5 separate regions of the Mus musculus genome follow, and regions 1, 2, 4 and 5 are each linked to region 3. The links are chromatin loops, found by intact Hi-C in ENCODE. Cell type or tissue: left cerebral cortex. All regions are shown on one strand.

What was found. A loop is a pair of places that touch in the nucleus more often than their neighbours do. Peaks named below come from ENCODE experiments on the same cell type or tissue, not always from the same donor. Only the 100,000 strongest peaks of a DNase experiment are listed, where the experiment ranks them.
Region 1: it touches region 3 in a loop (9-fold over the local background); 29 of 42 quality-filtered maps call a loop at or near these places.
Region 2: it touches region 3 in a loop (4-fold over the local background); 29 of 42 quality-filtered maps call a loop at or near these places.
Region 4: a loop joins it to region 3, with 2.1 times the contacts of the local background. A loop is called at or near these places in 3 of 42 quality-filtered maps.
Region 5: it touches region 3 in a loop (4-fold over the local background); 16 of 42 quality-filtered maps call a loop at or near these places.

What each region holds. Positions count from the first base shown.
Region 1 is chr14:76,470,862-76,475,861 of GRCm38, reverse strand. All of the region lies in intron 1 of Tsc22d1 (TSC22 domain family, member 1), which reads right to left. Among named protein-coding and RNA genes, the nearest start is that of 4930444M15Rik, 47 kb to the left of the region's middle. In left cerebral cortex, CTCF peaks have their summits at 1,502 (motif pointing left) and 2,261 (motif pointing right); DNase peaks (open chromatin) are centred at 2,268 and 3,765.
Region 2 is chr14:76,464,005-76,469,004 of GRCm38, reverse strand. All of the region lies in intron 1 of Tsc22d1 (TSC22 domain family, member 1), which reads right to left. Among named protein-coding and RNA genes, the nearest start is that of Tsc22d1, 51 kb to the right of the region's middle. In left cerebral cortex, a CTCF peak has its summit at 1,896 (motif pointing left); a DNase peak (open chromatin) is centred at 1,899.
Region 3 is chr14:76,149,896-76,154,895 of GRCm38, reverse strand. n-TEttc6 (a tRNA gene) reads right to left here and starts at 2,122; the gene lies at 2,051-2,122. In left cerebral cortex, a CTCF peak has its summit at 2,666; DNase peaks (open chromatin) are centred at 2,597, 3,168, 4,291, 4,807 and 2 more places; H3K4me3 peaks cover 1,810 bases; H3K27ac peaks cover 1,063 bases.
Region 4 is chr14:76,252,251-76,257,250 of GRCm38, reverse strand. 2900040C04Rik (RIKEN cDNA 2900040C04 gene) reads right to left here. Exons shown (of 2, transcript NR_152108.1): 2 at 4,921-5,000. Among named protein-coding and RNA genes, the nearest start is that of 2900040C04Rik, 3.3 kb to the right of the region's middle. RefSeq lists an enhancer at 39-3,361. In left cerebral cortex, a CTCF peak has its summit at 2,005; a DNase peak (open chromatin) is centred at 1,974.
Region 5 is chr14:76,412,636-76,417,635 of GRCm38, reverse strand. Tsc22d1 (TSC22 domain family, member 1) reads right to left here and starts at 1,815. Exons shown (of 3, transcript NM_207652.3): 1 at 1-1,815. The coding sequence starts at 1,553. In left cerebral cortex, a CTCF peak has its summit at 1,252; DNase peaks (open chromatin) are centred at 141, 688, 1,500 and 2,986; H3K4me3 peaks cover 3,843 bases; H3K27ac peaks cover 3,378 bases.

The DNA of each region.
Region 1 (5,000 bases), 320 kb before region 3:
GTCAATATGCAAAAGCAATGATCGTGTGCGCTAGTATTTTACTTTTATATTTTAATTGTGTGTTTGATATGTGTGTATTTGTGGTATGTATGTGTGAATACAGTATGCGTGTGGGGGAGGTATGTATGTATGTGTGCAGTATGCACAGGTATGTTCTCCCTGCGCATGTCGTGGGGAGGACAGACATCAACACTACCTGTTTCCCCACCACTCTCCACCTTATTCTTTGAGACAGGGTCACTGAGCCTGGAGCTCACTGTTTTGGATCTGGCCATCTCCACCCTCTAAGCTTTTATGTGGGTGCTGGGAAACACAACTCAGGTTCTTGTGTCTATGTAGCAAACTTGGTGCCATCTCCTCGCTACATATTTATTACAAAAGAGTATTCGTAACTACATGACTCGACACATCGACCATTGTGAATAAATGCTGTTGGTGAGTACTGCACACCTATAGCCCCAAACACTTGGAAGATTGAGGCGGACAGACCATAAAGTTCTAGATCAGCCTAGGCTATAGTGAGACCCACTAAAGAAGCCGCATGGGGGCTGGAGAGATGGCTCAGCAGTTAAGAGCACTGACTGCTCTTCCAGAGGTACTGAGTTCAACTCCAAACTCCCACATGGTGGCTCACAACCATCTGTAATGGGGTCTGATGCCCTCTTCTGGTATCTGAAGAGAGCAATGGTGTACTCATATACATAAAATAAATTTTAAAAAAAGATAAAAATAAACACATGTAAAAACAAATAATAGAGGCCTTCTACTCAGAGATAATCCTTAAGTTTAAAAACATAGCCAATGTTAAAGTATAATCGCTTAATACTTAATAATTAAAGCTAGCATAAAAATAGACTTTTCAGGCTGGAGAGATGGCTCAGCAGTTAAGAGCACTGACTGCTCTTCTGAAGGTCCTGAGTTCAAATCCCAGCAACTACATGGTGGCTCACAACCATCTGTAATGAGATCTGATACCCACTTCTGGTGTGTCTGAAGTGTACTACAGTGTACTTAGATATAATAAATAAATAATTAAAAAAAATTATCCTAAACACATCTTACTAAGAAATTAATCATCATTGACCAATCAAAGTTAAAGTTAAAATCATTCTAATGTATTTTCTAAGATGGAGAATAAAAATAACATCACTAGCCAGGCAGTGGTGGCGCACACCTTTAATCCCAGCACTTGGGAGGCAGAGGCAGGTGGATTTCTTAGTTCGAGGCCAGCCTGGTCTACAAAGTGGGTTCCAGGATAGCCAAGGCTACACAGAGAAACCCTGTCTCAGAAAAAAGAGAGAGAGAGAGAGGAGAGAGAGAGAGAGAGAGAGAGAGAGAGAGAGAAAGAAAAAAGAAATTAAGTTCTGGGGGCTGGAGAAATAGCTCAGCAGTTAGGAGCACTAACTGCTCTTCCATAGGTCCTGAGTTCAATTCCCAGAAACCACTTGGTAGCTTGCAACCAACCCCAACCGTAATGGGATCTGATGCCCTCTTCTGGTGTATCTGAGAACAGCAACAGTGTACTCATAAATAAACAAATCTTTTTTTTTTTAAGAAGTTAAATTCTAAAACAATAAAATAACAACTATAACTTTAGACACAGCTCCCCCATAATTACTGTGCACTCAATACTGGGCAGACCTGTACACCAAGGTAGCAACAATAAGTTTTCATGTAGAATAAAACTACAAAATGTGTTAAGAAACACAAGAAACAAAATGTAGCTAACCTTGAGGTTTAAAAAGGCTAGAACAAGCTAACAAAATCTTACATAAATTGTATGTTAACATACCGAAGTTTGGTTAGCCTGAGAATTTGAGATTATTTCTCTAAACCAAAGTATATGGAAGGACCCAGAAATGCTGAATATGAGAAGTGAAAAAGGCAGCAAATGAACTCAAGAAACTCGAAATAACCTCGCTCAGCCCGTTTTAATCCAGTAGTCTTTGTCACCATGATCAATTTGAGTGTTTTAAACCAAGAAGTGTGAACGGTAGCATGATCAGTAAGTTTTAAAGCTATCAAGAACATTCCTCGGACTACTCTGAAGTCAGACTTCCAAACACTGGCTAACCTGGAACAGACACTGTCGTTAGAACAGCCAAACACCCAGATTCCACACAGCAGAGACTAAATGAAAGTCCCCACAGCAATGCCCCAGCTATGGGACAAGGCTTCAGGGGAAAACAAAAAACAAAAACAAAAAAAAAAACAGATCCAGATGTACACCAAGAAGAAATTATGCCTACAAGACAGCAGGTGGCGCCAACACACCATGTCCTATTAGAATGCCTTCCATATCCTACAACTTATTTCTATATGTAGAACCCCTGCTACCTAATGATTTTATTTATGTAATACTTTGTAATTTTTAGGACATTGCTTTCATTACTCTGAATACACAGGCACTTTATACACCCATTACAGCTATTTTTAAGATGCATTGCTTTAATAAAAAAAATTAGGAAATGTTAAATATAAGAAATATGCTGCCACAAAGCTCCACGTTTAAAAAAGCAATGCCTAGAGTAGAAAGCCATCTGTGTGTGAAAAGGCCGTGATGAGACCTTACTCTGTTAACCTAAACTTTAAATTTAAAGTACATGTAGAGTAAAATGGAGTAAGAACGGAGAGAGTATGAGCAGGTAAAGCCGAAAGTGCATGAATGCACTGAAGCGCCCTCAACTCAGCCTCACAGGCGGAAGATAGCTCCCGTCAATTCCAGAAATGCTAACATCTTCTTTGAAACCAGTTCCTTCTATAAGAATTTCATTTCTACATGGGACTATGCAGAACATGATCATTTGCAAGCTGCAGAGTATACCACACAGTCCTCGTCCCCTGCCCCACTAACCCATCCCAAGAGCTTCCAACTGATGTAGACGTGCACAGAACTTTAGTTGGTCTGTGGCAAGAAATGTGCCTGAGCATTTCTTTCTTGTTAGTCTAGGATGGAAAGGCAGCTAATGACAGAAATGGCTAAGCCTGTAATAATCACAGCAAACACAACGGAATGTTGATAGCATGAGGCAACTACACACCATTCTAGAAGTTAGTCCAGTTGTTGACTGCTACTGCACCACACTGACACTGGCTGAGGGGTGCCTCCCACGGCACTGTAAGTCAACAGAGGCTGCTCACCATGGGGTATGTGTCTTGAAACCACAGAAGACACATGGTGCTCCACTTACATGACATCACAGGACGACGGACAGAAAATAAAACTTAAGAGAATGGGAGCTCTGCCTGTTTGTCATTAAGGAGTCGTAGTGGGAGGCAGTGATGGTGGACGTGATCCAGAGACGTTGGCACGACCTAGACATACACATACTTGTAAGGTTTTAAGTAACATTCCAAGTACAAGTTTGCTGGGGGGGGGGGAAGTAATATAAACAGAATACTAAACAAAAGCTAAGCCCTCTCCCATCCCCTCCCCATTCCTGCTTAAACGTTTAGTTCTCAGCATTCTCATTTTCGTAGAAGCCCATCTGAAACCCCACTAGTTGGTAACCACACTGAAAATATAATCTTTTTCCAAGGGAGAGTTTGAACAGAAGTACCCTACATTTGTAATTGCTGTTCCCAGAAGGACATGAATTACTAAACGAAAATTTCAGTGGTAGGCAGGAATCTCCTCCCCGAGTGTTACTGTCAGACAGGTCTCAGAGACACCCAAGGCAGCACAGGCTCCCGTCACCGCTCCTACCTACCTACAATAGCTCTGCAGCGATAGCGTGCTGCAGAAACTCCACAGGACGCAGATCAATCTGAAACTGCCCGGAAAGTCCCTGCTGTCACAGTGCTGAAGGGGCAAGGCGGACTGCAGCCAGAGAAAGACATCAGTGCCCTGACTTCAGTGCTGGACCCTCACTTGCTACAGTAGCGCTTGTCAGGAAAGACTATCAAGTGGGGGTGTAGCCACAAGACTGTCTATCAGGGTAAGCAACAGCAATCCTGACTGATGCTGGCATGCTCCACAGGAGGGAGTTCATACTTGATACTATAGACCTAGGCAAAATCCTTATCTAGGGATGTAACAGGCCAGGAAGAATCTACTGGTATCTGTTGTTACTGTTGTTTTTCTACATGATCACTTTACCAAACTGCCTTCTAAACATTTCTATCCATAGCCTGGCGTGGCTCCCAACCTTAGTCAGAGAAGCATCTATGCCTGACTGTTCACAGTGCCGCTAAGAAGCTACCACGAGCCCTCAGCCATGAACGGGACACAAGGAGGAAAGGATGTAAGGACAGATCGCAGGGCAGAGTCTCCGGTCACGATGTGGCTGCTGCACGCTTGAACACTCAATCTGCACAAGGTCGAGCCAGATCAGAAGGCCGGCGAGAGGTGGGAGGGGCTCCCGAGGCCCCGCCCCTAGTGAAGCAGCTACTGCCTTGGGAGAGCCGCTTTCTCTAGGATGGTCACTGGTGAGGAGCCGCATTCTCCAGTGGATGAGCCCACACTTGTGCACACATGGATGGCGCTAGCTGGACTCGATGGTTTTCAAAAACGTACGTTCATTAAAAAATTATGAAAGGAAGGAATGGACTCGGAGATATGAGGGAGGGATCCTGGGGAGTCGTGGCGGGAGGCAGTGACGGTGGACATGATCCAGAGATGTTGGCACGACCTAGACATACACATACTTGTAAGAAGGTTTTAAGTAATGTTCCAAATACAGCAGGGGCGGCCGTCCTGACATTTACAGCCGATTGAGTTATTTCGGCCTTTCACCGTCCAACAATTCTGCCAATAGGAGTGGTCTTCTCAATTAAAAAACAAAACAAAACAAAACAAAAACCCTCAAAGCCGTATGTAGTAAATACTAGATTTCTTATTAGTTTTCCTAGGAGACATTTCAAAAACATACCACTGGTTCAGAAAGACTAGCTAATGAGGGTCACTTTCAAAGCCAGAGTGGGGGACCCGGGGACTGAATACTTCAAGAGAGTGAAACAGAGAGGATGCAAAATGAAATCTTCCTGCCATTTGTTGCTGT
Region 2 (5,000 bases), 310 kb before region 3:
AATGTGGGTCGTAAGTATCCCATCACGGTCACTCGATCCTCTCCCTCCCTCCACTTGAGCTACTCAAACCCAACCTCAGAATTCCTGGCTGTTTCTGCTTTTTATTTCAATTAGAAACACTTGAGACACTTCACCACTAAAAATACGCTAATACTGTCCGGACAAAACAGAGCTTGCATTCCTATAGAGAGACAACCCTGTCAAGCATGCCAGTTAATATGCCTGGACTTCATGCAGGAATCCCAGCCAAGGTAAAACAGAGCCCCTGCTGGTGCTTCCTACCAGTACTTCCAAACACATGGAAGACCTCCAGCCTGGAAGAGGGTATACATTGTAACCTGATATTGTCCAGGGGAATAAAACCAGCTCAGGCCATTCAATCCGGCTTTGCTTACTAGGATAAAAGTCTTCTCCAAGAGAAGAATTATTAGCATTATTTTAACCCGTTAGGTACTTTTAAAGCTTCCAGAAACTTTCCATTTAAAGTCTTCAGTGAACGGATGAAAAATAATCTAAAGTGAAATGAGGGTATCATTTGCCCCAGTGATAATGGCTATCATTCCTTCAATCAAGATCATGGAAAATAAAACTGATACCCAAACTGACATCATATGTTTAAACCGTCCGAGATTTAACATGGAGGCCAGCAGCAAACCTTAATCTTCAACACCCCTTCTTAAACACCCTAGTTGAATTTGCTAGCGAAATGCATGAGCATGCGAGGGAGCTGAGAACCCTTGTACCGGGAGACAGTTCCACACTGCTCCTGGGCAGCTGTGCTCTGCATATAGGCATGCAGAAGGCTGTCTCCAACAGAGGCCGCCGAACGATTGACTATGTTCTCCAAGTATTAAAACTATGTGCTGTTCTGGCATCCAGGGGCTCCATAGTCGTCATCTTTGTATGGTTTCGGTTAAAATGTGTATTTTTGTTAAAACGACATTAGGCTTGTTTTATCCAAACCATATAATTAAACAAGGAAACCACATGCTCTTTGTTAAACGATCCCAGAAAGTTTTTTCAGTGACCTCACTTTGACTGATGAAACTGCCTTGTGCTGGCTTAAAGGACCGCATTTCAAAACACCCTTCGCACATTTCAGTACTCATCTCTGGGCTATTGTGAAGACTAAGTAAGTTAATATATGGTTAAAAGACTTTGGCTGTTATTGGATAACTCGGCTTTTTTATAAACTTCAATTTGATTCAAAAGGTACTTCAGGAAGTGCCAACTACGTTTAAGACACCATGCTAGATTCTATGGGGCTAGTCACAGAACGATTAAAACATGCCCCGTCCTGGAGGTACTTAGGGGCGGATTTTTAATCTTAACATGTATTAATGGAGCTAGGAAGATATTTCAATCAATATAATGCTTGCTGCACAAGCAGGAGAGGACTGGAGTTCATATCTCCTGCACCCACTTAAAAAAAAACAAAAACAAAAACAAAACAAAACAAAACCAAAAAAAAAAAAAAAAAAACCAGCACAGGGACAGACTGTTTGACCTCCAGCACCCAGGGAAAAAGCTGAAGTTGGTGGTGGGTATCTGTGACCCCAACGATGGGAAGCAGAGGCCGAAAGCTGGACTATCAGCAAGCCAAAGTCTTTTAAACATATATTAACATACTTAGTCCTCACAATAGCCCAGAGGTGGGTATTAACTGCTCCCAACTTAGAGATGAAGAAAGCAAAGAGGGTGGTAAGAAGCGAAGGTAGGCAGGAACTTGTTAAAAGCACAACAAAAAAAATGCATGCAGTGCTTTCAAAGGAAGAGGGCATCTCATTGGGTAGAGCCTGCAAGATGTGGTCCCTTAATGGGGAAGAGGAAGCAGGGATCCTGAGAAAAGATAAACAAGAGAAGGCACTGTGTGGAGGCGCTCTGTTAGGAGCAAGAGGGCCCCCTAGCGGCCACTAATGCTGTCTAAGCTGAGTGCTGCGAGAGAGGGTTTTAGTAAAGGAAGCTGCGGCTGTGAAGGAGATAAGTGGTCTTAGAGCCTAGCTCATCACCAGTTTCTCTCGCTAATAATCAAGTGTCTCAACTGTGGATGCTAAACGAGGACAATGGAGAAGGCCCCGAGAAAACGAAAAGAAGACCACCAAGGCAGTTATAGAACTGCGGGGACTGTGCACTCACTGCCTGCTGTGTCCCAGTGCTGCGGCTCAAGAACCAGCAGGCTGGAGGCCAGTGAAGACAGTCTGAGCTGACGAGCTGACCAGGCTGTTGAACATGGGTGACTAAAAGACCAGGGCAATCCCACCGGGGGACCGGGGGTGGGGGGTGGAGGGGGCTCAGGCCACCAGGAGGCAGAGCGCACGCTCCTTCGAGAGACGGCCAAGAAGAGTTAGGGACATCTGTGCAGAGCAGAGGAAGATGAAGAAAAGGCAGAGACCTAAGGGAACGACCCTCACATCCTACACAAGAGTGTGTCCGGTGAGAGAAAACGGCGGCAATGCCCAGATGAGGGAGGAAAGGCCAAGCCCAGGCAGAACTGTCCCGAATCAAAACATCATCATCATGACGAAAGAATCAAGAACCGAATTATTTTACATTGACCTTAAATACCTTACTGAAAATTACATTTTTTTTTTCAAATTTACAAAGCGCAAGAATTGGATGCCAACTTAAAAGCAAGCAAATGTCACAGAACTCTAAAACTCTTCATTTTGAGAGACGAAGGAGGGCCCTACGTTTCCCAAGATGGTCCCATGATAGAAACAAAAGACAGCGCCCTGCAATGTCAATTTCATTCCATTTCACTAGGTGAGGTGCTTCCTATCGAACCGCAACACGGAATGAAATAAGTGGATTACACGATGTGGGAGGAGTCTTACCCTGGCCCTCGTACCCCCCCCCAAGTGTGCCGCACCTCCCCAGTCTCCCTGTGTGCACAAGTTCTCCCAAACTTCATCTCTGTCTGCAGAGCACCATGTAACTCAGCATAATGGATGCTTAGCACAGGGACCACATGGGTCCTGTGACAACGGGGAGTACAGAGGCCTGTCCCTGTGCCTGGGGAGTCAGATACATACATGAGGTTGTCAAGATAATACAAAGCAAAGCACACATTAAACCCTGAGCTCATCTACTGTGCGCTGAAGTTACGACAGGACTAGGAAAGATTCAACCTCTGACGTGATTCATATGATGCTTGAGGTTGGGAGAAGCTGACAAGTGCTTTCCTTTCTATTTCAGTACTGCAAATGTCCCAACTTTCGGCTCTTCGGATATAAAACGGGAATACAGGCATCCTTCTAAATTCACCATACCATTTATAGCTTAATCTCACAGGGATGTTCAACGACAGCTGACAATAAGCCTCTGAGATTGACGTGCAAACGGTTTTTGCCCAGGTTTAGCTGGTTAGACTTGGGCAATCCTCTGGGTACAGTGTTTCCATTTGGCAAGCTTTAGTTTTCCATGGGGCAAACCTGGCAGTTAGTTATCTTGACTATTGATAGTCACAATGTGCGTTTAGCTAAAAGTGCAGGAGAGGTGAATGAATCCGTATAACCTTGTCACCAGGGCAACAGAAGTAGCTTTCTAACATATCTCCCTGCGTCTAGGATCACTTGTCTGTCATCTCCAACCCAGCAGCCAGAAGGATCTTAAGAAACAAAACAAACAAAGGAACATGAGAGCCAGTTGCCTCCTCTCCTAGCTCCCCTCAAAAGTCCTTAGCATGGCTCCTGCAAGGCACTGGACCCTCCCCTCTGTGTATGCCCCTTTAGCCTCTGGTCTCAATGTTGGCTAAATCGCTGGCCCTTTGCTCCAGACACCCAGGACTCTCTTCTGAGCCCTGAGCAAGCTCACTTCCTACTACAAAGCCTTTGTCTCTCCTGGGCTCTCTGCCAGTGTAGATGCAGAGTCAGACATGCAGCCCCCATCCTCTGAGAGACTTCTAGGGAGTATCTCCTTAAAAACTGACATCACACAGGACACCCCACGTCCTAGGCATGGTGTGACAAGTTAACAATCTTGCCAAGACATGTTAAAGAATGCATTAAAATAAAAATCAGTAAGAGCGGTCTACTGAACAAGGGGGCTCTAAATTTTTGCGGCAACTCCAGACCCAATATAAATTAAGTCAATGGTACTTCTACCTCCCCATCAGCTGGCACAGTTATCGGAAACAAAATAGCAATAAAAAGAATGACCCTGGAAATGAAAACTCATGGCAGGACCTAGTAAGGTCTGAAAGGAACCTGTTCCTGCTGTTGCCAGTCTTCATAACATGATGAAGTCCATAAGACACATTTGTATTCTGCCAGCAGATCAACTCCTATGAATTCACCCAAGGCAGCAATCCTGAGGTAACGCGCAGAGGAGTGCACAGACTGGAGTGCTCATTACTGCAGGGAGGCGGGGGGAGCGCAGGCAAGGAGCGGGAGAAAGAAATCAACACGTGGCAACATAACAGAGAAGGCAACGCTGGAGGGTCCAGATGTTTTTATACAACAACTAAAAATGTTTCCAAAGAAAATTTGTGATAAAACGGAGACATTTTTTAAGGCGAAGAAGAAGAAGGAAGAAGGAAGAAGGAAGGAGGAAGGAGGGAGGAGGAAGGAGGAAGAGGAGGAGGAGGAGGAGGAGGAGGAGAAGAAGAAGAAGAAGAAGAAGAAGGAAGAAGAAGAAGAAGGAAGAAGAAGAAGAAGAAGAAGAAGAAGAAGAAGAAGAAGAAGAGAGGAAGGAGGAAGGAGGAGAAGAAGGAGAAGAGGGAGGAGGAGGAGGAGGAAGAGAAGGAGAAAAAAGGAAGAAGGAAGTAGTAGTAGTAACCTGCAAAGTTGTATATACCAAGTGTACTTTCAAACATTTCCAAACAACATGAAGGAAATCTCTGCCCGGTGTTCTGCCTTCCTACAGCTGAGCACACGTCACTATCACGGGGAAGGGGGTGGGGCGGCGGTGGGATTAACAATAAAGTTCAACTTATATGTGAGTGGAGAAAGGGAAGCTGTTAACTTTATACAATATCCACCCGCCCTTTATTTTTGTCACTA
Region 3 (5,000 bases):
CTATATTGGAGCTGAGGAGAAGGCTCCGTTGGTAAAGTACAAGGATCCGAGTTCAACCCTCAGAACTCACAAAAGCCAGGCGGACGAAGCCTGAAGAGCTACACCCAAGGTTGCCCTCTAGCCCCCCACAGACAGACACCCAAGGTTGCCCTCTAGCTCCCACAGGCACACAGGATCTTTATTAAACGCTCTATGAGTGTGCCACCAAATCTCCTAATCGAGCCCTGACAGAAGTAATGCCATCTAGTAATAACATAAAGTGTGTAAAATCATCCTTGCTCATAGCAGGTGCTCAATGAATATCACCTGCTATTGTTAGGATCTGCAGTTTCCAATCAGCCCTGTTCTATCTAGTTCAATAAAGGCTGAACTGGCTAATCGATCCTTTTCTCCTCTGAAGTCCTGCTAGAGATTTTGGTTCGGTTTGGTTTGGTTTTTTGTTTTTTGTTTTGTGTGTGTGTGTGTGTGTGTGTGTGTGTGTTTGTGTGTGTGTGTGTGTGTGTGTTTCGAGAAAAGGCCTCACTGTGTAGCCCAGGCTGACTGAGAACTGGCGCCAGTCCTCATAGCCTCCCTGATTCTGGGTTTACAGGTATGAGCTACCACATATATTGTGCCTTAGGTCCTCATGAAGGATGACTAACGTCTGTTTCCCTTAAAATCTGAAAGAATTTTTGATGGAGTGGATTTCACAGACCTGGGGAGGCCAAGTCGTTTCTACAGACATTTCTCAGTGTTGTTGGTAGTCTAGAACAAACTGGGGGGGGGGGCGGGGGGTGAGGGGGCGGGGTCAGAAAATTCAACCCTAGTGGAGAGAAATGGGGCCTCTAACCTTTGTAGAGTTTCTTATCTGCATGTCAGGACACGTGAAGGGGTGAAGGACTTGAGAGGGGGGTGGGGGGGTGGGGATGTGAGACATCTCAGCACTGGCCACACCGAAATACTGAAATTTCCAATTCTAGTCAAGCATGAACGTTGGAAGGTATCATTCATTCATTCAGTCAGTCAGTCAAATATATTAGAGAAGAAAGTGTGTTTTTATTGTTGGTATCTCCTTGCTACTAAATATTTCTGAAAACCTATTTTTTCTTCCCTCTCTCAGACCTTTTCTTTTTCATTAATTTAATTATTTATTCACTTTGCCTCCCAATACCTGACCCACCCTCTCCTCCCAGTTCCCCTACTACAGCTCCCCCACCCGGCCCATTCCCCCATCCCCTTCTCCTCTGGGAATGGGGACGTCTCCCTGGGTTCCTCCCCTTCCCGCCCCCCTACCCCACATCAAGTCTCTGCGGGACTAGCGCATCCTTTCCCACGGAGGCCAGACAAGGCCGCCCACACACGGTCATGTTGCAGACAGGAGCTTAGCATAGCTGTCCACGGAGAGGCTCCACCCCCAGCCCATGGAAACAGATGCAGAAACCCACAGTCAAACATCAGATGCAGCCCCGGGAGTCTTGTGGAAGATTTAGGGGAAGGATCGAGGGCTCGGAAGGGGATGGGAACTCCACAGGAAGACCAACATAAAGTTAACTAGCGTGGATCCTTGGGCCTCGCAGAGACTGAACCACTAACCAAAGAGCTAGCATAGGCTAGACCTAGGCTCCTCACAAATATGTAGGAGATGTGCAGCTTGGTTGTTATGCGGGTCTTCCAGCAACAAGAGCGAGGGGCCGTCCCTGAATCTATTTCCTGTCTGTAGATCTCGTTTTCCTCTTTCCTTTTAACCCCAGTTAAGTGAGACGTCTGAATCTCGTTCAGACAGGTTCATGCAGCCTCCGAGTCTATAATCCCCCTAAATTGCACCCTTTCTGTCAAAGAGTTCGATTTCTTTGGTCGAGTCCAAATGCCAGGGGAGGGGTGTGCGATCTCTCGTTTTCTTTCTTCCCAGCCATCACTTTAGCCCTGTATGCCGTTTCTCTTAAGTCTCTTTCTGTGGCGTTGCGGCTCAGAGAATGGGATATAAACTCTAAAAACTCACTTCTCAAGTCAGGGCAGTGTGAATCCAGTGTCTTCTGTGAACCTAGTGTCTTTATTCTAAAAGATATTGGCGTTCCCACACCGGGAGTCGAACCCGGGCCGCCTGGGTGAAAACCAGGAATCCTAACCGCTAGACCATGTGGGAGACGACAAGTGTGTCACAGAGCTCAGACAAATTGAGTCTCTTCACTCCGCTCCTCCCATAATCTGCAGACTCCACCCATGACTGTAAACTTGGTTCTGCGCATGCGTGAACCACTTTCCCACACTGCGCTCTGCAGTTTTCTGGTCCCGATCTTTTGTGGCGCCATCGGATCCACAATGACAAAGCATCGGTTCTCCCCTGATGCTGCTGGTCTCCGTGGGACCAGAGCTCTGCATAGAAGCGGCTGTGGCACGCAGGCTACCTCTACTGCTGCAGTCACGCCAAGCCAGAAGGCTGGCTGCGGCTCTCACCCAGGTGCCCAGCCACCAATCCTCTTTAGGACGCCGGGAACCCGGTGGCCAGGAGGCCGCCTTCCTTCTCTGGCACTTCTCGGTGGATCGGAGCCGCGCACAGAGACGATGCTCAGTCACACAGTTCTTTCTGTTGATGTTGGATCCCCTTAAATCCTGCCTGCCTCCGGTCCTGACCCCGGGAACTTGGAAGAGCCTGGGGCTGGTCTTCTACGGCTTCCGAGTGACACCCAGAGGCAGGCGCGCAACAGTTCCGAAATAGAAAAAGTTGGCCGTGTTCGCCCTACAATGATAAAAAGATCCTTGGCTAGGAGAGCGCGGGATCTGAGCAGCCAACAAAGAGGCTAGCAGCTACAACCGCAATATCTACTATGCACAGGAGAAACCTCTTCCCGAAGTTCGCCCGTCCACCCACCGCCGGCAACTTCTATACTAGCTTTGATGTTTCCTTTTTTTTTTTTTTTTCCATGAGGTGTCATTTTGAGCGACACCTGTTTGGGAACGTCCAGAATACTCTCCAAAGCTAACCTTACCACCTATAGAGAGCCCTGCATCCTATTTCTGAATTTAGGGAGTGGATCAGGCAGAGATTTCATGTTTGGCTTCCAATTTTTAGTCTCAGGATAATAATTTTAGGTATATTATAAATAAATTTAGGTATATTACAGTTTCAAGGATCTAAATCACCAATGCTACCTATTCGTTGGGTGGCTGCCATCCATGGGATATAACCAAATACAAGTTTACTTTTTCTTTTAAAAAATAAAAACAAGAGTTTCCCTATATAGACTGAGCTAGCCCGTAGCTCATGCAAACCTGCCTCCGGAGTGCTGCGACCAACAGCGCGCATCACCTCGCCCTGCTGAAAGTTTACATTTTAAAAGTTTTCGTTATTATATATTTAAATGTACAGTGATGGGTTTCATTGTAACGTTTTCACACGTGCATAATGTATTTTGATCATATTCACCCCATACCCTCCTGACAAACCGGATCCTGCTGGTTCTCTTCCTCTGTTGAGGCTGTGTGTGTGTGTGTGTGTGTGTGTGTGTGTGTGTGTGTGTGTGTACCAACATACTTAGGGATAGTTACCTGAACACTGGGAAAAGGTTTACAGGTTCATGGGCACCTGGCCAGTGGCTATACCATTGAGGAAAATATCTTCCCCTCCCCCAGCAGCCATTAACCCAATATTTCCTCAGGAATGGGTGGAGACTCCTGAGTTCAGCAAAGCACCCCCTCCCTCAATCTTAACTGTAAATCACATGATAGAGGTACTCCACCCCCACCCCCACTCCCAATCCCTCCCGAACAAGTTTGCTTTTGTCTCACTACTTCCTAAAACTGAAACTCCCGGGGTTGTTTGTTTGTTTGTTTCTTTGTTTTAACCACTGGACAGTAACTACCAGAAACCTTCTAGGTTCTTTAAGTAAAAAGAACAGACAGCAATTCAATCGATTATAGACAAGTCTCTGACCTCTATCCCATTCTAGGTTTGGGAGTAATTGCTGGCTTCTGGTTCTCCATGTTTACTGTGGGCTTCTCTTCCTGACTCTGTTTCAGGACAGCACTTTGGTAGTTGGAGACAGCCACACTGAGACCATGGAAATGAGTAAGCATCATAAACTCCTTTCCTTAGAGAGCAAACTAACTAAGAGCTAGTGATATAGTAGTTAAATACCACACCAGAGGCAGGCAGCCTGCTTCTCACTTCTTCCTGCGGCTTCCTCCTTTGGAGGATCCGGCGGAGCATGAGGGCCAGATGGAGAAAAGAAAGGAGTCAAATGCAGCCCAGACTCACTGCTCTCAGGCCTGTGCTTGCTTTAGGGCTGGCTCTCATGCGACGTGGGACGTGGGACGTGGGACGCGACGTGGGTTCCTAGAAGGCAGCCCTGCTTGGGCCCGAGAGACAGGGAGTCCAGAAGACTTTTCCAGTGACTTTGTTAATCCAGAGTCCCAGCTTCATCTACCGGGGACTTCCAAAAGAGCACTTCAGGGAGCAAGGGTGGAAGTATGGGGGCTGGAGAGATGGCTCAGCGGTTAAAAATACTGACTGCTCGGTGGCTCACAAATTTGAAGACAGCTATAGAGTCTTTTTTAAAAAGGGGGTTTGGGTGGGTGGAAGTGTGACCATTAGCAAACACCTGCCCTTGCGATGTCCTTCGATTTTTGAGTCTCACCAATGCATAGGACTAAACTGTCTTTGGCTCTAAAAGTAGGGTGCCACTGAAGCCCAGAAACTTGGGTCCGTCTCCATTTCTAGTTGTCTGTAAACTCCAAATACCCCAGGCAAGCCTCTCTTTCCATACTGTGCCCTGGCACAGCCTGCTCCCAGCCCCACAACAGTCTACATGCTCCGCCCTCCTTGTCCCTCTGCCAGGCCAGCCTCTCCACTCTGAGCCAACCTTGAGGCCAGTTCAGCTCCAGGAAACCTTCCCAGGGCTCCCGATCACAAGCCACGCCCATTTTCTCGGAATCCCAAAACACACGCTTTCAAAAGAATCACATCAAGGCAGATCTCTCACCACCCTGGAATTGCTCAACAAGGTTCATGAGTTTAAGTCAGA
Region 4 (5,000 bases), 100 kb before region 3:
ATGAACTGTAATATGGATGTATAAGCCAAATAAGCCCTTCCTCCCCAACTTGCTTTGGAGATGGTGTTCATCACAGCAATAGTAACCCAAACTAAGATGCTCCCAGGAAGTGACCTGAAGAGACAATGAATGGCCACTGTTACCCATCACCTGCCTCAAAAAAAACCAAAAAACAAAAAACAAACCTAGAATCTGAAACTTGGGTGATTCAAAAACTTGATTTTTCTAAGCTAGTGTCTAGATGGTGTGTGAAACACCAGTAGTCAATGTGACACTGGTCGGTGAGGTGAGAGGTGGCTGTGTGGAGGTCAGGGGCTGACAATCAGTAGTGCCCCCTACTGCGTTTGTTGAGAGGAATTCAGACTCAATGCTGTACCAGAGACTTTCATCTGACTTTTGTTCCCGTTGATCTGTAAATGTCTCCCCAAGGCTCACATGGTACAGCTTTGGTTGGCAGCCAATAGCACTCTTAGGAGGCAGTGGAATTCTTGCTTGTGGAAAGGAAGTTAGGTCGCTGGAGGCGTCCCCATGGAGAGGACATTTCCCAGTGTCCATAGGGTAGGCGGCCTCCTGTGATGTGCGTTCCCTCCAAGACACTCAGTACATAGGTCCAAACAACCAGCGCAAACTATCAGCGCAAAGCTGATAGCTTTGGACACTGTGAGACAGACTCAGCTTTTTCTCCTTTCAATTGCTTCTGTCAGGCATGTTTGAGACTGGCGTGTGCTGGCCGGCTATAATGAAAACAGTAAGGGAGGGCACATTTCTTCAGGCAAGGCTGGAAATGCCTGATGGGGCATCTGGACAGTGAAGGGGCAATGTATAACTGTGCGAGCGAATTTGGTTATCAGGGTCTGAAGCAGGAAGGAGCATGCTCAGTAGGAGCGGCTGACCATCACAGGATTAACACTTCAGATGTACCATCCCATCTGTAAGTGGGATGGTTTTAAAAATTCTGCCTGCTTTGTTTTGTTACAATGTAATAAACATCCTTTTATTTAAAAGGGACTTTTCCCCCCTGTGGCTTAAAAGAATTGGGACATTTACTATGGCCTAAAAAAATGTGTGTGTGTGTGTGTGTGACACGGAGACGGAGACGGAGTCGGAGACGACAGAGACGACGGAGACGGAGAGCTGGGAAAGAGGGACTGAGACTGCAGGTACCTACAGAACCCAGTGTCAGATTCCCTGAGGTTGGGTTACAGTTGGTTGTGAACTGGCCTTCACTGATGCTGGGGACTGAACTCGGGGAACAGCACTAAGCACTGCTTAACCACGGAGTCATCTCTCTAGCCCCTTCTCCAAGGTGTGGTGGCACATGCCTTAGTCCCAGGACCCTGGAGGCAGAAGCAGACAGACCTCTGAGTTCAAGGCCTGCTTGATCTCCGTATGGAGTTTCAGGCCGGCCAAGACTACTTAGTAAGGCTCTGTATCGTTTTAAAAAAAAAAAAAATAATGAAAGAAATTTAGAAAAATCTCCATGAATCCCAATCTCCTTGCATACTCATTTGACCTGGATGCTCGGAGAGTGTCAGGAACACTGCAGACGGTCCCAGCCAGGGTGGCCGCAGATGGAGGTTCCAGGAGGCCTATGAGATGTGTAGACGGGATATGTTGGAAACCGCAGTCAATTTAGGGCTCGGTCATCTGAGTAGCCATAGCAATTCTGGCTCTGCCATTGGTCGCTAGCTGAGTGACCTTCCCCTCTCCCCGCCTCAGTTTCCACATGACTACAGTGGAGCTAATCCCTTCACCATAGCTTTGTTGGGAGGATTAACTCGGGTGACCGTGCCTAGAATAGTCCCTGGCCCTCAGCAGGCTCTGGGTAAGCCGGGCTGTGGAAAGCTGGCCGCAAGGCCTCCCTGCATTGGCTGCTCGCAAAGAATGTAGTCAGTGCTGGTGCGAAGCCGAAATGAATCGCTTTTGTTTCCCCCAGGCGGACAAAAGAGGTCCCCTGGCTCTTTCTGGGTGTGAAGGAGCCAAGGCAGAGCGAGTTCTGAGAGCCCCCTTTGTCCTGACAGAGGCCTGGTTTGTCAGACACAATGCCGCTCTGGCTGCGCTGGAAGCCAGTGCGGCTGTGACAAATCTGTTTGGGTTGGAGTGGCACCAGGTCACCACTGCGATGTGTCCAAGCTCCCGGGCTGCCAGGCCTGACGCACTCACGACCCGTGAATTCATTCAGGGCTGCCTTAAGCATGGGGCACTTTGAAACTTTGGGCTTTAAAGTCAGAGTCAGCAATTCCTTTTGATGACCCCCCCAACTCCCCCGCAGGCGTCCTGGGGCGTCTGGCCTGCCAGTGGGTAGAGTGGCTCCGAGAGCAAGCGTCCCTGTCAGAAGAGCAGGACTCTCTGTTGTGGGACGCTCCACAGAGCCCATGCCAAGTGCACATGGGCACTGGGACTGGTTACGCTCTTCTGCCATGAAAGAGAAGCAGAGGGGAGCTTGTAACAGAATCTAATAGAGGAATTCATTATGAACTGCCTGCCACTCAGGCTGTCTAGAGCTCCGGGTGTGGCGACTGACCCCTGGCAGTATGCCTGGCCCTTCAGCCTAAGGCAGCATGACAGGTGTGGCCCCTGAATTCAGGTTCCGCTTCGAGTTGTTCCCTGTCACAGTCGGACTGCTCAATCAGGGCTCCTCTCACTGGAACAGAGTGTAGCATTTTGAGAGCAGAGCCACACACATCGCCAGAGCTTTATTACACGTCATCTCACGAGGTGGCTAACGTTTCTTAAATTCTCTTTGACTTGTGGTACCTACATAGACTATAAAGCTCATCACCCCATGCACTTTCTTTCCTCATTTTCCTTTTTGTTGGTTTGTTTCTTTAAGATAGGGTCTAACCTAGACTGGAATTTATGATGTAGTCCAGGCTGGCCTACTTGTGCTAGGATGACCGTGTCTGATTTCATCATAACCACATTTCCTGAGTTTAGTACATTTCCATTGTACAATCCCTAGAGCTGTTTTCCCAGACTGAAATTCTGTATTTAGTAAAGGGTCTTTTTCCCCAGCCCCTGGAAACCTTTCTACTGTCTGCTTGTATTAATCTGAGCAGGTCACCCAATAGACTCACGTAGATTGTGTGAATGAACAGCATGCTGGGAGTAGTGTCTGTTTGTGACTGGTGTACTTAATCCCTGTTGTACCTGTCACAATTTCCTTCTTCCTTAAAGCTAAGAAATGAATGAATGTGATTGTGCCTTCTGTCTCAGCTCCACCCACAGTTACCTGGCAACAGCCAGGTATGCTCCTCCCCACAGTTACCTGGCAACAGCCACTATAAAAGGGACTGTTTGCCCCCTCCTCTCTCTCTTGCTCTCTCTTGTTCTCTTGTTCTTCCCTTCTTGCTCCCACTCTGTCCCCTCGCCGCTTCCCCACCCCCCCCATGCTCATGGCTGACCTCTACTTCTCTCTCTCTCTCTCTCTCTCCCTCTCTCTTGCCTTTCTCTGCCTCTACTACCCTCCTAACTCCCCTCCCCATGCCCTGAATAAACTCTATTCTATACTATACTGTCTTGTGGCTGGTCCCTCAGGGGAATGGGATGCCTCGGCATGGGCCCACTGAGACACCCCCTTTCCCCATACCTCACCACACCCCCATAGAACATATTCTCCCTTCTCTTTACCTTTTAATAAACACATTAGATTGTGTTCTCTCTCTCTTTCCGTCCCTCCCTCCTCCTTCCCTTCCCTCTCTCCTTCTAGTTTTCATTTTACTGTAAGGATGTTTTGCCTGCATGTAAGTCCGGTGCCCAGAAAGGCCAGAAGAAGGTTTCGAATCTCCTGGAACTAGAGTTAACAAATGATTGGGAGCAGCCCCACGTCGGTGCTGGGAACTGCACTTGGGTCGTTTGCAAAAGCAGCAAGTGCGTTTAACTGCTGAGCAGCCTCTCCAGCCCCATGTTTCAGTGAACTCTTAAATCTTGGTATATTCATACCTTAGACACAAGATCAGGGACCAGCACTCTAGATGACAGATGACCCACCTAACAATACACACAGTGCTTTTCAGCGTGCCAATAAAGGAGATGTGGCTGGCCTGGTGCTTCTGAAACACTCCCAGGGCTGGAAGAGCCGGTTGTAACTGACCAGGAACATTGCTCATGGCCATTCCGAAGTGTCCTCAGAATCCACATGTACTGTTCATTTCACCATGTATGGTCACCAGTCTTTAGATCTCTGGCTCACTGACCACCCTTTGAAAGCACTCACAGCTCGGAAGCTACAAAGACCGAATGCCTAGTTGCCTTTGCCTTGTGGTTTGGTAGATGCGATTGTGAACCTAACATTCCTGTGATCTTTCCAGTTCTCCGAGCTGCCTATTTGTTGCTGAGTGTCTCTCTGAAGGCCCCTGAAACACCGTTCCTTCACTGATAGTGTGAATGAAGAGCGTTCTGGGAGCAGTTTACAAACCTCTAGATAAACTATTGTTTCACTGAGAGTGTCTTTCCTCAACTACTCAGAAACTAGTGTGTGTCTCTGTAAAAGCTTGGCATGGCTCGAACAATTATGGCTTTACATTTCAAGGGAAAGGTTTCCTTTTGGGGGTGGGGATGGCGATAGTTCTATGAGAGTTATCTGTCTGAAATACAAGACCAGGGACCAGGGAGATGGTTCAGTGGGTAGAGGCCTGATAACCAGAATTTGGTCCCAGAAACTCTCTTTTAAAACAAACAAATATGGTGCCTCTCATGTGCAATCCCAGCACTCCTTGGGCTGCACCTAAGGGTAAACCATTGCAGCAGGGAAATGTAATTCTGTGGTACAGCGCTTCCCTTGTATGTACGAGAGCCTAGATTCAATTTCTTAGTAGTAGCAAAAGATAAAGTATTTTTTTAATTAAACTTTTTAAAAATAATGCAACCAGTGTTAGATGAGGTGGTGTATTAATGAACAGATCATGCCAAGCCAGCACAGTTCTCATTAGAGAGGTCTTTATTGACAGAGTCACCCCTGAAGGAGGTGGGGGTGGGGAGGAAGAAGAGAAGGAGAGAAG
Region 5 (5,000 bases), 260 kb before region 3:
CCTTGAAGACCTGGAGGCGCTGGTGGTAGCGGCGGCTGCTGCGGCGCCACCACAGCCGGGGCTCCCATCATCTCTCCACTTCCCACACTCTCCGTGTAGTGACTCAGTGTGCTCACACTACTGCTCACAGAACTCCCACTAGTGCTCTCCCTCTCCGAGGACGATGCTTCCGTGGGGGTTTGCTTCACCGTCTCCACCACTTTATTGACGGCCACGCCTTCTGTAGCTGGCACAGCGTTTTCCTTCTCATAGAATTCTGTGCAAGTCCATCGACCTTTTTTAAAGGGTTCAGAAGTAGAGTCTAACTTCACAACCCTGAACCTCGATGTGTTAACTGTTGGTTGCTGCTGCTGCTGCTGCTGCTGCTGACTGGAAACCACTCCCACAGTGATACCTGCAGCTGCATTAAGGACACTGTTAGCAACAGGAGAGGAAGAAACGGTACCATTGCCCATGCCACTCAAGATACTCGAATTAACAACACTGGTAACTCCAGGCCCACCACTTATGCTAGCAGCATTAGGGATATTGCTTGTATTTATATTAGCATTACCATGCACGCTGTTCGTCACACTGGGACTGAAACTACCCACAGCAGCAATGTTAACATTATTCGTAGCGCTCGTGCCAGTAACCGAATTTATACCTAGGCTTCCTGTAGTACTTGGAGTACGGATGTTCGTCATCACTGATGCTGGTAAGCCACTCGATGGTACTGCAGGAGGAGGTGCGACTGGCACACCACCATCAGAACTTCCAGTTGTAGAGAGTTTCCTGGACACTGGGCTCGAGGGTGGCCCTCCGGGAATGGATGGACCGGCCACAGCAGCATGTGATGAATGATGGTGCCCATGGTGAAGGTGGTGCCCATGATGAGGGTGATGGTGATGATGGAGGTGGTGGGGATGGGCATTCCCATTGATCACAACGTTCTGTTGTGGAAGGTGAGGCAAATGAGGCTGAGGAAGGTGGGGCTGGTTAGGAGAGACTGCCCCAGGTGTCTCAGCTTCCTGGAAGTTATTCAGAGTCTCCTCTGAGGAGCTTCGTTCAGGCTCACCTAAGTCAGTGGCCCTGGAAAGGGAGACGTCGAGGATCTCGGAAGAGGAGAGATCTTCCGTGTGCGACTCATCCAGATCGTCGTAGCTCTCGGTGTCCTCCGCGATGCTGTTGTTGGAGCTGATGCTGGCAGAGATCTGAGCCGGAGTAACGCTAGTTATCTGGAAGCCACTTTTCTTTTTCATCTGAGTTCCGCCTGGCGCAAGAGGCTGTCCCTGCAGCTGAGCCTGCGAGAGGAGGTTCAGGCTTTGTGGAGGCGGAGGCTGGGGTCCCTGCGTGGAAGATGCAGCAGGAGGCGGCGGCTGGAGCAGCGAAGGAGGAGGAAAATCTTCAGAAGATGGAGCAGCACCACTGACGCCCGTACCTGCTGCATTGAGAGCAGAGGCGCTGCCACCACCGCTGCCCCTTCGAGGGAACATTGCCGGGTGCGCCATCTTCCTAGCACTAATGTCTGCAGCAGCGGCCGCCGCGGCGGTGGACTCCGGCGGCTGGTGCATTGTGCTGGGTACCGGGGGGCGGAGGAGGCAAGTGCAATTTCCTTCTGCACCGTAATCTTTGTATGGAGAAGCCGGAGAGACGAACAGGACCTGAAGCTCCGCCCGACGCGATCCCTCCTCCTCCTCCTCCTCTGCCGAAGGCGCCGGCTGCTCGTGCCTTCGAGGGCTAACTTCGGGAAGGGAGGATGAACCGGGTGAACCAGGTGGCTGGGGAACCGAAGGGGGACCCCTTCAGTCCTTCGCCATTCACTTCCCCCTCCAGTCACACACCCCCCTTTATATTCCGCTTCACGTGGGGTGCGGGGCGGGAGGGAGGGGAGCCCAGGAGGGGGCGGGGGAGGCGAGGAGAAGCGAGAAATGCCCACCTTCTTTGGCCAACTCCGGAGCCAGCTCAACCCCCTCCTCCCGCGGCGACGGCCGCTGCAAAAGCCCCTCCGCTCGTCCTGCACCGAGGCAGCGCGGAGCGAGCGGTCGCCCCGGCCCTCGCCACCCCCGGCGCCGCGGCCGCCGGCGAGCCCTGAGCTCAGCGTCGCTCCAACCTCCCCTGCCGGCGCGGCCGGCCCCGCTCGGGCCTCCCCCCACGGCCCGCGGCCCCTCTCAAACCCCCTGGGCTCGCGACGGCTGCTCCGGGAGGAAAGGCTGGCCGCGGCTGGGGCCCGGGCGGCGCGGCTGCGAGCGGGGCGGTGGCGGGGCGCCCGGTACGGTGAGCCCAGCAACGAGGCGCGGGCGGGCGCGCAGAGACGCCGGATCCTCGCGGAGCGCGGCCGGGGCGCGGCGGCGGCGGCGGTGGCGGCAGCAGCAGCGGGAGCCCAGGGACCGCTCCATCACTGGCAGCCATGGAGCCCGAGCATTTTCCTCCCTCGGGGCAGGCGCTCGGCTCGCCACACGTCCTCGGAGAGGAAGGGCGCCGGCGCCCGGGCTGCTCCGGCGGGCGGCGGGACGTGCGCGGGAGCGGAGGGGCGAGCTCGCGTCCTCTTCTCGGCCCGCCGGCTGGTTCGGCACCGAGCTGCTCCCGCGACCGGGAGGGAGGGAGAGAGGGAGGGAGGGGGCCGCGGGCGGCGGTGGCTCCTTTTCGCGGCGGTGGCGGCCAGACGGGGCTGGTGCAGCGGCTGCAGCCGACGCCGTTCAAAGAAATGAGAGGTGGGGTTGGTCGGTGGCGGCGCGGGGCGGGGGAGTGGGAGGGCGTCGGGCGAGGAGGGGGCTGTGATGGTTGTTACTAGTGCTCTTCTCGGGCTGCTCCGTATCCCCTGGTCTCTCGCGGCATCAAGAGAGGAGGGACCAGCGCCCCAGCGCGAGAGGAGGAGGGTCGAGCTCTGACCGAGGAGAAGGAGGAGGAGGAGGTGGCAGGGGGGAGGGGTCGTGGAGGAGAGGAGGGAAGATGGCGTCTGCGCGTGCGCGCCGGCGCTGCAGACATAAAGCCGGGTCTGACCAGGGGAGGTGGCCTGTCTTCGGTCCGCGCCGAGCTCTCGGCTCCGTCTCCCACGGAAATTACCGAAGGCCGGCGGAGTCGCCGACGCCGGAGGGCGGTGGGGGGTGGGGCACTCGGGCGCGCGAGCGAGCGAATCCGGGTCGCGTGGAGAGGCTGGGGTGGGGCTGGGAGGGGGGGGGGGAACCACGCCGCGCGCGTGCGCGCAGGTTAGGCGTGTCCGCTGCTGTCTCCCACGCGGACCCCGGCGGCGAGGCGGGTGCGGAGCGCTAGGTCTCGGGTGTGCGCGCCCTGGGGCGGTGGCTCCCCCGCCCCGGCCTGCGGAACGGGTAATGAGGCTTTTCTCCTCAGCAACAGCAGCATCACGAGTTGCAGCTCCCAGGAGCCCTCCGCTGCTGCCACGACATGAGTCAGGCTTTCTTCCTCGGCGCGTGGCGGAACCCTCCTCCTCCTCCTTCTCCAAGCAGCAACCTGGCCTCCCCCTCGACCCGCACCGCCCTCGCCCCTTCCGGGGATGCCCCGATAGAATCGGGTGTCTTCCCCCACAGCAGTGGTACCTTTTGTGCAGAGCGGTGGTAGTTGCCACGCGGTCCCTCGCCCTTCGACGGGCAGGGTCGAGACTGCTAGCATGTGGCACGGATGTTTGCAGGGAATCTCCCAAGCCCCTCCAAGGGAAGGCTCTTACAAAAGGGAGTGATCCTTGCTGTCCTTCCTTATCGGGTGGGAAGAAGCTAGCCGGCCCTGCCAGCTAACCAACCAACAGGTGGAGCTTCCCTCCAGCCATTTATTGTCTTTGTGTCCTTGCTGTGGCCCTTAGAGAGGTAAAAGGTTAGGGCTTGGTTTTAGTGGAATTTAAAGGAAATTTGTAAAGAATGCCTTTTAGGGCTAGAAAAGCAAAAAGACTGGTAAAGTGCCCCCCCCCTTTTTTCTTTTTAACTAAAACTAGATTTCATGGATTTAGGTAGGTTTGCTTGGAGACAATTTTCTGTTAGCTGCCTCCGAAGTATTACATGTCAAAACCTCTCAAAGCAGGGCTTTGCTTCTAACCAAGAATGTAAATCTCACCCAGGAAATTTTTTAAGCTGAGGTGAAAAGGGTTGTTTGAGAGCGGTTTGTTTCTGTTCTAGTTTAGGTTTCAGGGATACAAATTGATCAGAAGAGAGACCTCTGACTCGGGAAATCACCAATTTCGTTTCTGAAGGATAACACCCAACAAACAGAAAACCAAAAACTGTTACCAGCAGTTTAACACCCCTCATTCTGTACATTAAGAGTTTGAATGTCACCTATATACTGTTGACATCTTGGCATCCTTTATCTGGTCTGTACCAAACTCTCACACGTGCCACCTCATACATGTCCCCTACAAAACAGGTGAAATTCACATTATTTTGATTTTTTTAAATGAGTTGAGGGTCTCAATAGAGATGGAAGAGTAACCTTCAACTCACTGTACCCCGCCTTTAGGTTCTGGAGCGTTGTAATTACAAGCCTTCACCAGCCTGTCCACTTCCTAATATAGAATTCTCTGCTAGGTAAAAAGTATGTGCTCACAAATTCTGGAAGTAATAGATTATGATAAGTCATTTTGAAAAACATAAAACTGCATTGTGCCTCAGTATGTTAATACCTGTACTTTCAAACAACTGAAGCCATTTGAGTATTTTACAAATTTAATCATTTCACTGGGTATGGTGGCATAACTTGTAACCCCAGCTCTGAGGAGGTAGAGGCAGGGGGACCTTAAGTTCTAGGTCATTCAGGCTACATAGGGAGACCTGTATTTCCAAAAAAGAGAGAGAGAGAAGAAGAAGAAAAAGGAAGGAAGGAAGGAAGGAAGAAAGGGGGAGAGAGAGAGAGAGAGAAAGAAAGAAAGAAAGATCTTTTGTCTTGCACTATCTGGAAGTCACCTGTGTCTGTGAACATAACCCCCAGCAGCTTTTGTTGCAAGTGACTCACCACTTTCTGAAATGCATATTGGACATGCTCTTTCAGCAGTTTTTCTAATAGACACTAGAAGC